2 separate regions of the Mus musculus genome follow, and region 2 is linked to region 1. The links are chromatin contacts, found by Hi-C or POLR2A ChIA-PET in ENCODE. All regions are on one chromosome and are shown on one strand. Each heading gives the region's core, a stretch centred on a gene start or an enhancer-like site at or near the end of the contact. The rest is flanking DNA. Distances are from core to core; before and after follow the strand shown.

Region 1 (6,997 bases), core at 1,663-4,162:
TCAAACCCCAATGAAGAGGACACCGTAAGTCCTTAAAATGTCTCCCAATGGCTAGGAGAAATGCTTCAGTTAGCAAATCTTTTTGTTTGTTTGCTTGTTTTTCAAGATGGGTGTTCTTTGTGTATCTCTGGCTGTCCTGGAACTCCATCTATAGACCAGATTGACTTCAAACTCAGAGATCTGTTGGCCTCTGCCTTCCAAGGGCTGTGATTATAAAGGCGTGGGTCACCACGCTCAGAAGATAACAAGTGTTCAACAACAACAACAACAACAACCAAACTTCCTTTGTTGCTCTCCCCCTTTTAGAATGGGAATGTAATATGGAGCTGGTCTCTTGGTCAGAAAAATAAATACACAAAGCAATGTCATTTGTCAGCTTGGGAAAATTCTCTATTAAGCTTGGCCCACTCTTAACAACTTGCTTGTCTCAAGCCAGCTGTTGAGTATTCAGTTTTGGGATTTAAATAAGCTCCTTTCTCTCCTTCTCTACAACTCAAGGTTAGGCAAGTGTTACAGTCATCTGTGAGGCTGCTCTTTGGCTGGCTTTTCTTGTCTGCACTGTGACTCTGCTTCTCAGCCCTGAGAGGACTGCAATGCAACAGATCTGAGATGCAGGGAGGGAGCCCAGATGCCACCTCCTGGAAGATGACAGTGCCAAGGCTGAGCGAGGAGGCCAGCCTGAGGCATCCAACAGCTTGGGGTGGGGTGTGCATTCCTCTTTCCTTGTAAATACCGAAGCAAGTCACACATAGAAAGCAAATCCTATCACTTAGCTTTGTTTTATAGTTGGATAGACTTTTTCTTTTTCTTTTTTAATTCTTATTTTTAGGGAATGTTGCAATTTTTGTGATTTATAAATTTAGTCGCTGAGGATATCAGGAAGACCGAGGTACTTGATTACTGGAAGTATATAGAATACCAAGGTCAGATGTGAACAGAACTGCCCAGTGGTCAAGCCTTGGGTTAATACGCAGGCTTAGCACTGATAAGCACTGACACAGAGGTCATTCGGAGGATTCTTTCCAGCGGGAGGGAGCAAGGCTCGCAACAGACAAAGGAGGATCAGAATCCCTGGACTTGCCTGTACCTCTCAGAAACCCCGGAATCCATTCTTTCTTCAAACTAGATAAAATACAAATAAAAATATAGTTCCCAAAAGACTTAAGAGGATTTAAAACACTATATATACATATCTATCTATCTATCTATCTATCTATCTATCTATCTATCTATCTCCTAAACCCTACCTATCTCCTTTATCTATCACCGAAGCCTAACCCTGGATTCATCTAATCATCAAACAGTCAGTATTTCAGGGTTTTATGTAAGACTTTAGGACATGAAGGCTTTCTGACTGGAATGCAGATGGACTCCGGAGGATATGAGCTGAGAGTAGTCAATATACCATGCCCTTGGGCAAAACTGGCCTCCTGTGGTGACCCAGTTCTTCTTCCTCTCTTGACTGCCTCGGGTATCACAGGAGAGTCACATTTCATGCTCACCATTCCCCAGACCAACACAAGTTACTGGATTCATTCTTGTGCCTCGGGTAGACATTGCTCACTGGGACCCAAAGGGGAAGTTTGGATTTGGTAAAAAGAAAGAAAATTCAATTTCAGGTTTTCAGAGTTCCTTGTTTACCTTCTCTTCAAGAAGACCCCTAAGATCCTTCTTCCAGTAGAGGGCTGAGGTTCATCTACCAAACATGGCTTCTTGATGTTTCCCATCCTAGTCTGTGTCTCTGCCATTCACATTCCACAGCTTTCCTGGTTCTATGCTAGAAAACATGTAGGCTATTTACCCTAAAGTAACGTTGGTTCTACTGACACTGTCAGGAAAATGGAATTACCATACATGTTCATTACTGTACACTCTCTAATTTCTCCCCAGGATGTGGTAAAATCCTGGTTTGTGTGTGCCCTTGAAATTCAGCTAATTGCGGTCAAGGCCATGTTTTACATTCAATGACTCCCACTGAAATGACTAAATGCTGAGTGGACCCAATCACTGCAGTGACATTAGATGATGCAGTATTTGGCATTAATAGGCTTAAACATAAAAGCAAGTTACGTAGGTTAACTGCTCCCCTTGCCCCCAACATTTCGATATGGAACGAGTCAGAAGGACTAAAAGGTATATAGATTAAAAGGGGGAGAGGGGGATGATGGAAGCTGCGGTAGAGGAAAATCAGACTATCCAGCTATCTCTCCTGCATTTTGTCATTCTGATGGTCGTTGCAGGTGGAAGTGCTGTTCAGCCTTCGGAGGCGGAACAAAAGAACCATGGAAGAATCAAGGGCAATGGCATCCAGTCAGGGGATTCCTAGGGAGTCCCTCTGTATCCGTCTCTTACCACGCACCTTCAAGTTCCCTACTCTTTCACCCTTTCTTGCCCTTCTCCTCAGCTACACCACTTTGAATTTGCTGGTCCAGAACTCTGGATGAAGAAGCTAACTGAGGGAACTCTCAGGCACCCTGCCCCTCAATTCCAAAATATAAGCGGTGCGAGTTCATTCTAGCCTCCAAGCAAGCAGAGAGCACGGGCGGAGGATCTCCTGCCTAGCGGCAACGACCCCTTCCCTCCCGGGTGCAGGGACAGGATTGTAGGGTCAGCAGTGGGAGGAGAGAAGCCACTGCCGTAGTCTCGGACGATGCCTTTTCCTGCGGCGGCTCTGGAATCTTTGCCCCCCCACCAGGACACAGAGGCCGAGGGGAGGACAGCCAAAGTGCAAGCCCCAGGGCGGCCACTCGGCTCCCCTCTTCCTCTCCAAGTGGCCCCCAGCCGCGCCCCCCGCCGTGCACATGCTTTCCCGGGACAACAGCAGGCGAGGCCTCGATGCGCGCGAGGCGGCCGTGCGCGCGCTCCTTGCGCCCTCCTCGCGCGTGCTCGTGCCCGCGGCCGCGGTGGCGCGCCTCTTCTCCCGCTGCGGGCGTCGCGGGTGCAGAGGAGGCGGAGCGCTGGAGGCGGAGGCCAAGCGGGCGCGGACCAGCGGGGCGGGGGCGACCCGAGGCGTGCGGGCGAGGGGGCTCTGCAGCGCGCGGCGGCGGCGGCGGCGGCCCGGGGGTCGTGACGGCCGCGGAAGGGGAGCGCGCCGCTTGCCTGAGGTGCAGACCCAAGGCCGCGGCCCGCAGCCGGCGCCCCCGCGCCTGACGGGGCGGCGAGGCGGGATGAGGCGCTGGCGCGGGGGGCGCCCGGCCGAGCCCCCGCGGCGGCCCTGGGCGGCCCGGCGCTAGGCGCGGCGGCGGCGGACGAGGACGGCGGGCCCAGCCCGCGGAGGGCAGACACGGAGCGGAGAGCGGCGCGAAGCGACGCCGCGGCGGCGCGGCGGGGCCGCGGGGCTCGGTAAGGCGCGGGCGGGCGGGCGGGCTGGCCGGGGGCGCCGCTGACGTGGGCCGCGCGGCGGGCAGGGCTGCGGGGCCTCCTAGCTTGGCCGGCACCGGTGCTTCTGGGCGTGCACGTTGCGATAGGATGCTCTTGGGGGCATCTCGGGTCTCTCCCGCCTCCCGGGGCGACAGAACTGCGTGCCCGCCACCTCTCGCTAGCATCCCTCGGCGAACTGGGCGTTCCGACGGCCTCCGGGCCTGCTGCGACGCTTCCCGCCCGAGGCCGAGTCCGGCAACTGCGCCCCTCCACGGGGACCCGGCTGCTCCCGGAGGAACCCCGGCGCGGGTAGGGGCAGCGGAGCCAGCGGTCTCCGCTCCCTGGGACTCCAGTGGAGTTTCTCCTCTTATTCTAATTGGTTGAAGTTGCTGTTTCAGTTGGACATTAGTGATGACTTAGTGCCTCTCTCTTCCCCCTGGCTTCCCTCGTCACCTCCCGCGTACTGCGTTACCCATTTTGTTGACTAGAGTAAATATTTATGTTAAAGGTTTCGTGCCTGGCGTAGAGGACACTGGAGGGAGAAAATCAGACCTGATTTCTTAGCTTTAGTCTGGATCCTTTAGATCCTTACCTGCAGTTGAGACTTAGAGAAAGTGGTGGGAGGAGGAGGCCCATCTCGGGATGCTTGGGATGGTCTCCTAGTTATCCTTTAGGAAATAGAATTGGGATAATTATAATCTTGATCGTATGCAGAACTACAGTCAAGCTGTAAACTGCTCGAGGCACTGCATGATGCTACATGGATAGCTGGGCCGTGGCACTGTTGTCAGCATCTCTTTTATTTTCCATTCTTTCAGAGTTTTATTTGGCGCAGATTGAGACCTTTTAAGTGCATCTGAATGGGCAGAACTTTTCTGATACATTGGTTGCTTATGTAAACACTGCCATTATTTGTGTGTTTCTATTGGAAGAAGAAAAGGCAAACGGTGCTTGTCGTAACTGGCCCTTGAAGTCCACAAACTGCTTAGTTTGATTCAGTGACTGGGTTTGTGGGAATATTTTTGAGTAATGATGCTTGTGGTTGGTGAATGCATTTTTTTCATTATTGAATGAACTGACGTCTACATTTGTTCCTTGGCCTTGAGTGGGAAGGCATCAGGAGCAGCAGTTGCCACAGCACAGCCTCAAGAGTTCAACCCTCTTGCTGAATGTTCTTGTTCATCGGGTTGTTTGTAAAGATGAGGGATGCTGATGTGATGTGATTCCCATTAGCAGGGATGTCTGGAATCTGATTCATCCTAAAGATAGCTATGGTGGAGCTGCTCCTCAGGACCAGAAGTGAGGTTGGAACTGTGCTTAAGCCAGTTAATCCGTTCTTATCGTGCTCTGTGTGGCAGTCTCTGGAATAAAGCAGCACTTTGGACAGAGGCTTGTCCAGCTGGAGCTATGGTGGCAGCCTAGATTGCTTATGATCCTGCCCATGGAGATGGGGGCAGGGTGACACGGGGTGGGGGTGGGGGCAACAACGTATGTGGGACAGAGAGGAAGTGTTAGTTGGAGAACCGTGGTCAGTTATATAACAGTTTTGTTTCCGAGGGAGAGGCTAAGAACCAGCAAGGCAGGCTCAGCTGTCATTAGAGCCTTTGATGTCGGGTTGAGTTCCAGTAGTAGTTATGTTCCTTTTATTTCCCTTTCCCAACCCCACATTATTTTTCAGTCACCAGAAGCTTAGCCACAGTTGGGCTGAGACGTTAATGGCAACGAATTCGTTTCCACTTCTTTCTAATTCGTTGTTTCTTTTGCTTTTATATTGAAGATGTTTTTATTGTTGCCTTTTCCTCTTTGGGTGACTTTTTCCTTCATTTCTTAGGGCAAGGTCTTGGAGATTCTAGCTTGGCCTCAACGTTGATCTGTAGCAGTGGACAACCATCAAATTCTGATTCCACTTTCTGATTAATGTTTAGATCACTAGACCCCATTTATATGGTGCTTTGTGCATGCTAGGCCAGCACTGTACCATCTGAGCTCCATCTCCATCAGATGGGTTTTCCATCAGAATATTCTCTTTCTAAACTGACTGGGCATATTATCTGCATAGTATATATAGACTCACTGTTTCTTATAGATGAATTTAATAAATGTCAGGGACTAGCAGATGTTTTTCTTCATAAGACAGTAGCAAAAGAAAATGACTAAACATAGCATCTTTAAAGGCTAAGACTAGCATCCATGAGAATTTTAAGGGTTTAACCAATGAACATGTAATCTGGTATCCATGGAAGCAGTCAAGAGGCAAGTGGACTTGAAGATAGGCCATGGCTATAGTTCTGTTCTAGTTACTTTTCTGTTGCTGTGATAAAACATGACTCAAAATAAACTTGGAGAGGAAAGGGCTTCTTCCAGCTTATAGTCCAAAACTGAGGGAAGCCATCGCAGGAACAGGGTAGCAGGGACTGAAGAAGATAGTGGGAGGAATGCTGCTTGCTGCCTTGTTCCCCGTGGCTTGTCCTTCTTCTTATAACCAAACCAGGACTACATGCCTGGTGGTGGCATTGTTTGTAAGACATTACTTAGGAAAATGGCCTCACAGACATGCCCGTGGGGTAGCCGATAGAGGCACTCCTTCTTGCCAGGTGATTTTATGTCAATTTGGCAAAACAAAACTGACCAACACAATAGCATCCTACTTTCCTGGGGCACAATTGTCATTTCAGAATTTTTGTTTTTAAGAATATGAACTATGTGTGGGAAAGCGTGTACTGCCTTTATACAGTTGTGAAGGGTCAGGTGACAGAAAGCATGTGGCAATGCTTTGTGAAAGCTGTCATGAGGAAGAGAGCACTGTTAATACACACAGTGTTGAATACCATTCTTCCTCACCTGCTAAGGAGGCCTGCCACAGTGTTTTATTAATCTGACTTTTCTTGTTGTACAAGGAGTTGAACCCGGGGGATCCAATGCATGCTAGGCAAATAAACACTCTATCTTTGAGTTCCATCCCTAGCTTTTGAAAAATATTTTAAAAGTGATTTACACAATATAGATAAAGAACAGGAAGTGTTAGATTTCTTCTAGGTCTAAGCTCTTCTGATACATATTTTTGAGGAGAGTCTTATGCAAAAACTATCTTTGGACTTTTAAGAATTTTTTGTTATTCTCAGAAAAGTTAAGTGAGTTGAGACTTTGTTTTTGTTTGTTTTGTTTTGTTTTGTTTTGTTTTTTGAGACAGGGTTTCTCTGTGTAGCCCTGGCTGTCCTGGAGCTCACTTTGTAGATCAGGCTGGCCTCGAACTCAGAAATCTGCCTGCCTCTGCCCCCGAGTGCTGGGATTAAAGGTGTGCGCCACCACGCCTGGCTTGACTTTGGGTTTCTTTAGAGTATTCAAAGTATTCAAGAATTTTTTTTTTTGAGACAGGGAATATTCAAGAATTTTACAAGTAAGAGTATGTAAGCCATAAGGATATTACATATGTAAGATAGTGTGTTTGCCTAGCAGTTGAAGGCCCAGGGTTTGATCCCTAGCACTCTAAGAAACAAAGTTTGTGTTTGTATGCATTTATAGATGTATATGTTTGTGTAGGTGTGTCTGTGTGTATGGTGGGCAGAGGTCAGCCTTAGGTATCATTTCATAGGAGCTGTCCATCATTTTTCTTGAGAGAGGGTCTCTAATTGTCCTG
Region 2 (6,997 bases), core at 2,088-4,587, 35 kb before region 1:
CAGGGAGTAACCAGTCTGGGACAATTGCCTGGAATAAATACAATTGTCTGTCACAGGCTTTTCTGTGCCAGCCCAAGCCTGCTGAGCCAATGGTGTTTAAAGGGCCAAATGTGGACTTAGCGGCAAGCTGATATCAGTTGAGCAGTAACTGATCACAGTAAGGAGCCTAAGGTTCATCATGATATTGAAAGACAGAAGGCAGGGGTAGGTAGGACAAGAAAAATCCAGGCTAGGCTGGGCAGTGGTGGCTCATGCCTTTAATCCCAGCACTTGGGAGGCAGAGGTAGGCAGATTTCTGAGTTCGAGGCCAGCCTGGTCTACAGAGTGAGTTACAGGACAACCAGGGCTACACAGAGAAATCCTGTCTTGAAAAAAATAATAATAATAAAAAAAAGAAAGACCCAGGCTGAAAGCAGGACCAATGCTAGGTAAGGCCTTGTTACTATCAGTGGCTAATGGCCTAATTACCAGTGTCCTCTCCAGGGACTAAGTTTAAAACAAAACAAAACAAAACAAATATCTCAGTTGATCAGAGATATTACACCATCTTTCCCGATATCTGGGGCCAGCAACATGTACCTGTTACCTTCTGCACTCATCTTTGATCCGCGTAACTTGCAGAGAGCAGACCTCTCTGCCTAGCTGGTCCCTCTGACTCCACCAGCATTTACCATCTCTCAAATGCCGGCCTTCTGTATCTCAGGAAACTCACAGCTCTAAAATCCAAAAAATACAGAGAGAAAGACTTAGCTGTGTTAGGCGACACACTGCCCTCATCTCACCTAGGGACATAATCCGCCTCTCACCTCCTAGGGCAAGATTTACAATCTTTCTCTCCTCTCCCTTTAGAAACTATTAGGATACTGGCTGGATTAAAAGCCCGTGGAAGAGGGCACCAGTATGCTGCCCTACAGAGAGCCCATGCAGAGCAGAACAGGACAAACAGTTCAGGCTCCTGGGAAATGACCCCTCCCTCACTCCTGCCTCTGGACTTGTATGAGACTTTCCTTTGTTTGTTTGAGATGTCTTATAAATACCAGGCAACCTTGAACTCTATGTAGCTAAGGGTGGATTCAATCCTCTGGCCCTCTAGCCTCTACCCCACAAGTTTAGTGGCTGCAAAATTATATACAATTATGACAGAGATAGGGGCTGGATCAATGGCCTCTGCATATTACGTAAATGCTCCACCAACTATGCTACATTCTTACTCTCTAATAATTTCTCGGGGCCAATCAAGGCCTTCCCGTACAGCTTAGTACTGGCAATCAAAACCAGGAAACTTGGTAGGCAAGAGATCTACCAAGTGATCTACACCCCAGGTGTAAGGTTCTATTTTTATTTCTTACCAAAAAGAAGGGAGGTGTTAGATCAGAATTGTTAGAGGCAATAAAAATAAAAGGCAGCAGATAGGCACCTCCAGAAGCAGAGGCTGCATCCTGAGGCCGGAAGAGTGTGTGCATGTGGTATGGGGGCTGGGGGAAGGGGAGCTTAGAGTTGTGTAGAAGGGAATGGGGAAGCTTTGGGGTCAGTCGCCGTGCAGTCTGTAAGTCGTAGGTGCCAGCAGGTTTGGTGTGTGAATCTGCTAATCAGAAGCCTCCTCAGGGGTCACAGGGGTCATGGGTCAAGTTAACTTTCCTATCCAAAGCTTCTTAGTTCATCTGGGGTTTTTAGGTCATTCATTATAAGGGAGGGAGGGCAGAAAGGGAGGTGGAAAAGAAGGAGGGCTGGGAATGGAAAGAAAGATGAAGGACAAGTTACTGGTAGTGCCCCTCTCTACCCTGCTTAGCGTCTCTGCCCGTTGCCTTTTTTTGTGTCAGTGTCTCACTATCTCAGGCTGGCCTTGAACTTCCTATCTAGCCTGCCTGGAGCTCTTGCCCTCCCTGCCTTTACCCTCGGAGATTACAGGGAAGCAGTACCTCACCTCACAAATAGGACTGGGTCCTGTTTTCTCTTTCTGGTTTTAAATTGAATTTTGTTTGTTTCTTAAACATGTGTCTCTGTGTGTGAGAGAGGTGCCCAGGGACATCAGAAGAAGAGGGCATCAGATGCCCTGAAGTTGGAGTTCCTAGCCATTGTGAGCTGCCCCGCAAGCTTGCAGGAAGCTGGACGAAGGTCCCCTGGGAGAGCAAGTGTGTTCAGCTGCTGAGCCATCTCTCCAGGACCTGATTTTTCTTTTTTAACCTGAGATTTGAACCTGGCCCTTGCAGATAGCAGTCAATTGCTATGCTCCTGGCTCTTGCTTCTGTTCTTATCCAGGTCCTAGTTACATATTAGCCAGACACTGGAACTCAGTAAGCCAGAGACTAGAGAGAGAGGGGGAGCAATCCTGCCTGCAGCCTCGCTGGATTCAGTGTCCTTGTCCTGACTTCCCAGTGAAAACAGACTCCTTTTCGCTTGTGTGTTTATTGGGACAGGTGTAGAACTGGCACGTTCTTGGTACACAGTGTTTCTTGCACACAGTCATGGCAGCCTGATGTGTTTGTGATTTCCTGTGCACAGGGTCCTCCTGCCCAGCTTAACAAACTGCACACAAGAAATTAATAAACATCTCAAAGTTGAATCTTCCCATTGCTCCTGGGCTTCTTTAATTTGGATGTACCAACCTTTGTTATGACATTTCTTGGCTGCACTTCAAAAATCACCGTTGCTCTGTCTAGTCTGGAAAATCTGAAAGCTAGCGGCAGGAGGAGGAAGTGTCTTCATTGTCTTGATCCACCACATACCAAGTCAGGGACTGCCAGACCAAGAGGGTATGCACAGCAGACTATGCGCTTTTGAAGGATACTGAAGGAAACAGCCTCAGGGGGAGGTACATTCTCATTATTATTATGGTGAAAATACTGGAAGAAAAGCCAAAACCAAATACGCCGAGGTCTGATATCCAAAAATGTTCTTGGAAAAATGTTGACTGCCAGCAAAACGCTCAGCCAACCAGAGTTTTTCTGATGACATCATACCCCACAAACTAGTTTTATTGGTAGGAAAGCTCTTAGGTGTTGTGAGAGCGTGGAGTTTCCACTGTAGCACAAGGAAAATTGTCTGTGGCTTCCTTTAAGGGTCTACTGAATTCCATTGTGCCACTATTTCCAGCCACGCTGAGCCTGTTCGGGGCATTTGTTACAACACTGACGAATTAAGAATCTTTAGTTTCTTTGATTCTCCAAAGCAGCTGCTTCCAAGTCTCCAGTTTTGAACCTTTCTTTCACAGAAATCTTTAGGATGCCACTTACAACCACCGTTCCTCACAGAGGTAGGAAGCAAGGCCTCAGTAGGTCAAACTGTAGAAAGGGATCTTGAGGGGAAAGGAAGTAGAGCGGGCTACACGCCTGCCTTTCCATCCGATGAATTCAGTTTGCTGGCACGTTCTAAGTCCGCTATGCACTGTGATGCGGCACTAAAAATAGCTCCGAGCTTACTTCCCTCCTTTCCAGCCTGTAGTCCCCCAGACAGAGGCCCTGCTGTCTGCTAGTCTGCGCTGGAATTAGCCCACGGTGTCAGCACTGTGCTGCATCCCTGCCACCGGAGGCTGCCGCCTTTTCCAAGCTCCTGTGCCCTTTGGTTACCTGTGAGCAGGAGGACGGCCGGCCACACCCGTCCTTACTGATGTAAAGGATGTCATGGGCTGACTCACACTGTCTGTGTTATTTCAGACAGCAGGCTGTTCCTGCCCCCACCACCTCTCTGCGTTGCAGCCTTCCCTTCTCTGTAACCTTCCCCACTCTCCCGTGCGTCCAGGAAACCTCAGCCTCACGACTCCCCTGCTGTAATCTGTTTCTTTCTCTCAGCTGCCATCTTTGCTACTGTCTGCCCAGCTATGGACTCTCAAGCTGTGTTAATGACTCTTGGACAGGTTTATATACTTTTTGAGTTTTTGAGTTTCTAGAGATAATCTGTATGTTTCCCTTCACCCTCATCCAGACATGCCAGGACCATTATTACTAAGGGTGAAGCCACTGCCCCTGGGAATCAAAGTGTGTTAATATATTCATGGTGCCAAGGGTTTGTACCATTAATGGCACAAAGGAGTTTGGTAAAGATCAATTAAACCTAAATTCTAGAATATAAATGTTTAAACACTTTTTCTTTTGATTTTCAAGACAGGGTTTCTCTGTGTAGTCTTGGCTGTTCTGGAACTCACTCTGTAGACCAGGCTAGCCTTAAATCCCAGGCTCAAGGGATACTCCTGGTTTAGTCTCAAGAGCAGCTGAGAGTACAGTTACTTACCTGGCTCCAATTAGGCAATTTGGGCATAAATTACAATGTGTCTCAGTTGCTATTGCTGTGATGAAATACTGTGATTAAATGAATCTGGGGAGAAAAGGGTTTGTTTGGCTTACACTCCCACATCACTGTTCATCATCTAAGGATGTCAGGACAGGAATTCAACAAGGTAAGATCCTGGAGGCAGGAACTGATGCATGGGCCATGGAATGATGCTGCTTAATGGCTTGCTCCCCTATTTTCTTGTAGAAGCCCAGGACTATCATGTTGGGCGGGGCCCTCCCCCACCAATCACTAATTAATCACATTTTCTCACTTGAAGGCCCCTCCTTTCAGGTGACTCAAGCTTGTTGTGTGAAGTTGACATAAAACCAGCCAAGACATAGCGCAATAAAGTCATAGAATAATCCAGCACTGGCTCTCTAAGGGCCTCAGAGTGGGAGGCCCAGTGGCAATGCAGGTGCAAGACTCGAGAAAGTTCTCAAGGGACAAACTGGGATGATCTCACTTGCCTTGACAAAGGCTCTTTCTTCACTCACTCCAGGGCATGCTATTACTCTCAGGTGACATTTTGCCACTTAGTTCCTATAGAAGTGTTAACAATTAAGGAATGCCATAAAACATGAACTGATAAGAACACAAAGGCTTGGCCTGACTTGTTTCACTGCAGAACAACAGTCTCCCAAAGGTGGAACCGTCTCTGCAAGCCCAAAAAGCTTACAGAGGAACAGAGAGGAATGTGAGGGCTGTGCTGGAAATTCAGTGGTAGAGCATGTGCTTAGCATGAGCAAGACCTAAGGCTAAAAAGTAGTGAACGGAAAAAAAAAAAAAAAGGACAGAGGGAAGGAACAAGGAGAGAGACAGAGAGACAGAGAGAAGAGAGAAGAAGGAAAAAGAGGAAGAGGAATAGGAAGAAGAGGAAGGAGGAGGAAGAGGAGGAGGGAAAGAAGGAGGAGAAGGAGAAGAGAAGAAGGAGGAGAAGAAGAAAGAGAAGGAGGAGGAGGAGAAGAGGAGGAGGAGGAGGAGGAGAAAGAGGAGGAGGAGAAGAAGAAAGAGAAGGAGGAGGAGGAGAAGAGGAGGAGGAGGAGAAGAGAGAGGAGGAGGAGAAGAAGAAGAGGAGGAGGAGGAGGAGGAGAGGAGGAGGAGGAGAAGAAGAAGAGGAGGAAGAGGAGAAGAGGAGGAGGAGGAGAAGAGGAGGAGGAGAGGAGGAGGAGGAGGAGAGGAAGGAAGAGGAGGAGAAGAAGAAGAGGAGGAGGAGAAGAGGAGGAGGAGGAGACTGAGAGAGGTCAAAGTGTTTGTCTCTAAGGCTCATACACAGAGTGAGATTTCTTCAGCAGACTGGTAGGCCCAGGCTCTTAGCCCCACCCCTTAGGGTCTTGGCTAACAACAGCATTTCATAATTCACTGCCTGAAGTCCAAAACACTAGCTGGCTCAGCGGGGTTTTTTTGTTTTTTGATTTTTTTTTTCTTTTTGTTTTTTTAAGACAGGGTTTCTCTGTGTAGCCTTGGCTGTCCTGGAACTTACTCTGTAGACCAGGCTGGCCTCAAACTCAGAAATCTGCCTGCCTCTGCCTCCCAAGTGCTGGGATTAAAGGTGTTTGCCACCACAGCCCAGCCTGGCTCAGCTTTTTAACGTATGGGGTGTATCCCCATAGAAAGCCGTCCAACCAAATACAGGAGCTGTGAGAAAAAATCACCAATAGCAAAAAGTTTCTGAACACACGACAAAAAAGATTTATTTACTTATTTAAAATCAATCTGAGTTGTTTCTGGCAGTGTTTGCCCACATGGCATAGAGCAAGCTCACTGCAGCCTTGGTTGTACATATTCAACATGCACAGCTCTGTATAGTCTATACCATCACACTATGAACCAGTGAACACTCCTGAATCCGTTCAGATTGGAGGCAACTGCAGACATTTTGCATTGCAGTGTTTCTACTGCTCATACAGGATTTTCCGCTCCTTTTCTCCTGATCAGCTTTTGCCACGGCTCAAGGTTCAGACTATGGTATCTTGTGCAGACCAGTTTCCTCACTTAAAGAGCTAGAATGGACCAGGCAGTGGTGGAGCACGCCTTTAATCCCAGCACTTGGAAGGCAGAGTCAGGCGGATTTCTAAATTCGAGGCCAGCCTGGTCTACAGAGTGAGTTCCAGAACAGCCAGGGCTATACAGAGAAACCCTGTCATGACCAAAAAAAAAAAAGCAATCAAACAATAAATTAAATTTAATTATGCCCTTGTGCTGAACAGTGTGATTTTGGGGGGGGGGGGGAGAAAACCCAACCATCATAGGAACATGCGGCAGAGATGGTCCTCGCTAAACTTCCCACATGTTCCCTCCTAAGTTAGGCAAGGAGAGCAAGCTAGTTCTGCCCAACAAACTACATCTTCATCTCTCATCTCTGGCAGAAATGGCTTGTTTATTTTGGTTTTGATAGTTTATTTTGAGACGGGGTCTCTTTTTTTTGTTTGTTTGTTTTGGTTTGGTTTGGTTTGGTTTGGTTTTGGTTTTTCGAGACAGGGTTTCTCTCTATTTTGTTACCCTGGCTGTCCTAGAATTCAATATGTAGACCAGACTAGCCTCAAACTGGAAGAGATCCACTTTCTTCTGCCTCCAGAGTGTTGGGATTAAAGATGTGTATGCACCATCATCACTGGGCTTCACGATGGCAGTCTTAACAATTCTCAAGCTAGAGTCATGAGCCGTTAGATGAAAGGCCATCTGGCTTCTTAGTGACTGTTGATAGGACAGCTGGAGATAAGGTATCCCC

What was found. Hi-C counts contacts between places; a loop is a spot of excess contacts on that map. ChIA-PET counts read pairs that join two places held with the same protein, here RNA polymerase II (POLR2A).
Region 2: a map of left cerebral cortex shows a loop between it and region 1 (1.9-fold over the local background). The contact joins the enhancer-like site here to the promoter of Arhgap32 in region 1. A Hi-C loop is called at or near these places in 4 of 37 maps with a recorded cell type or tissue (adrenal gland and left cerebral cortex). POLR2A ChIA-PET finds 5 or more read pairs at or near these places in 3 of 5 experiments (all embryonic stem cell).

What each region holds. Positions count from the first base shown.
Region 1 is chr9:32,029,391-32,036,387 of GRCm38, forward strand. It overlaps Arhgap32 (Rho GTPase activating protein 32), which reads left to right and starts at 2,913. Exons shown (of 23, transcript NM_001370958.1): 1 at 2,913-3,342.
Region 2 is chr9:31,994,359-32,001,355 of GRCm38, forward strand. No RefSeq gene overlaps it. Among named protein-coding and RNA genes, the nearest start is that of Arhgap32, 34 kb to the right of the region's middle. Within about 2 kb of position 3,338, at least 1 of the 3 ENCODE cell types and tissues checked has a DNase peak (open chromatin) inside an H3K27ac peak, as active enhancers do.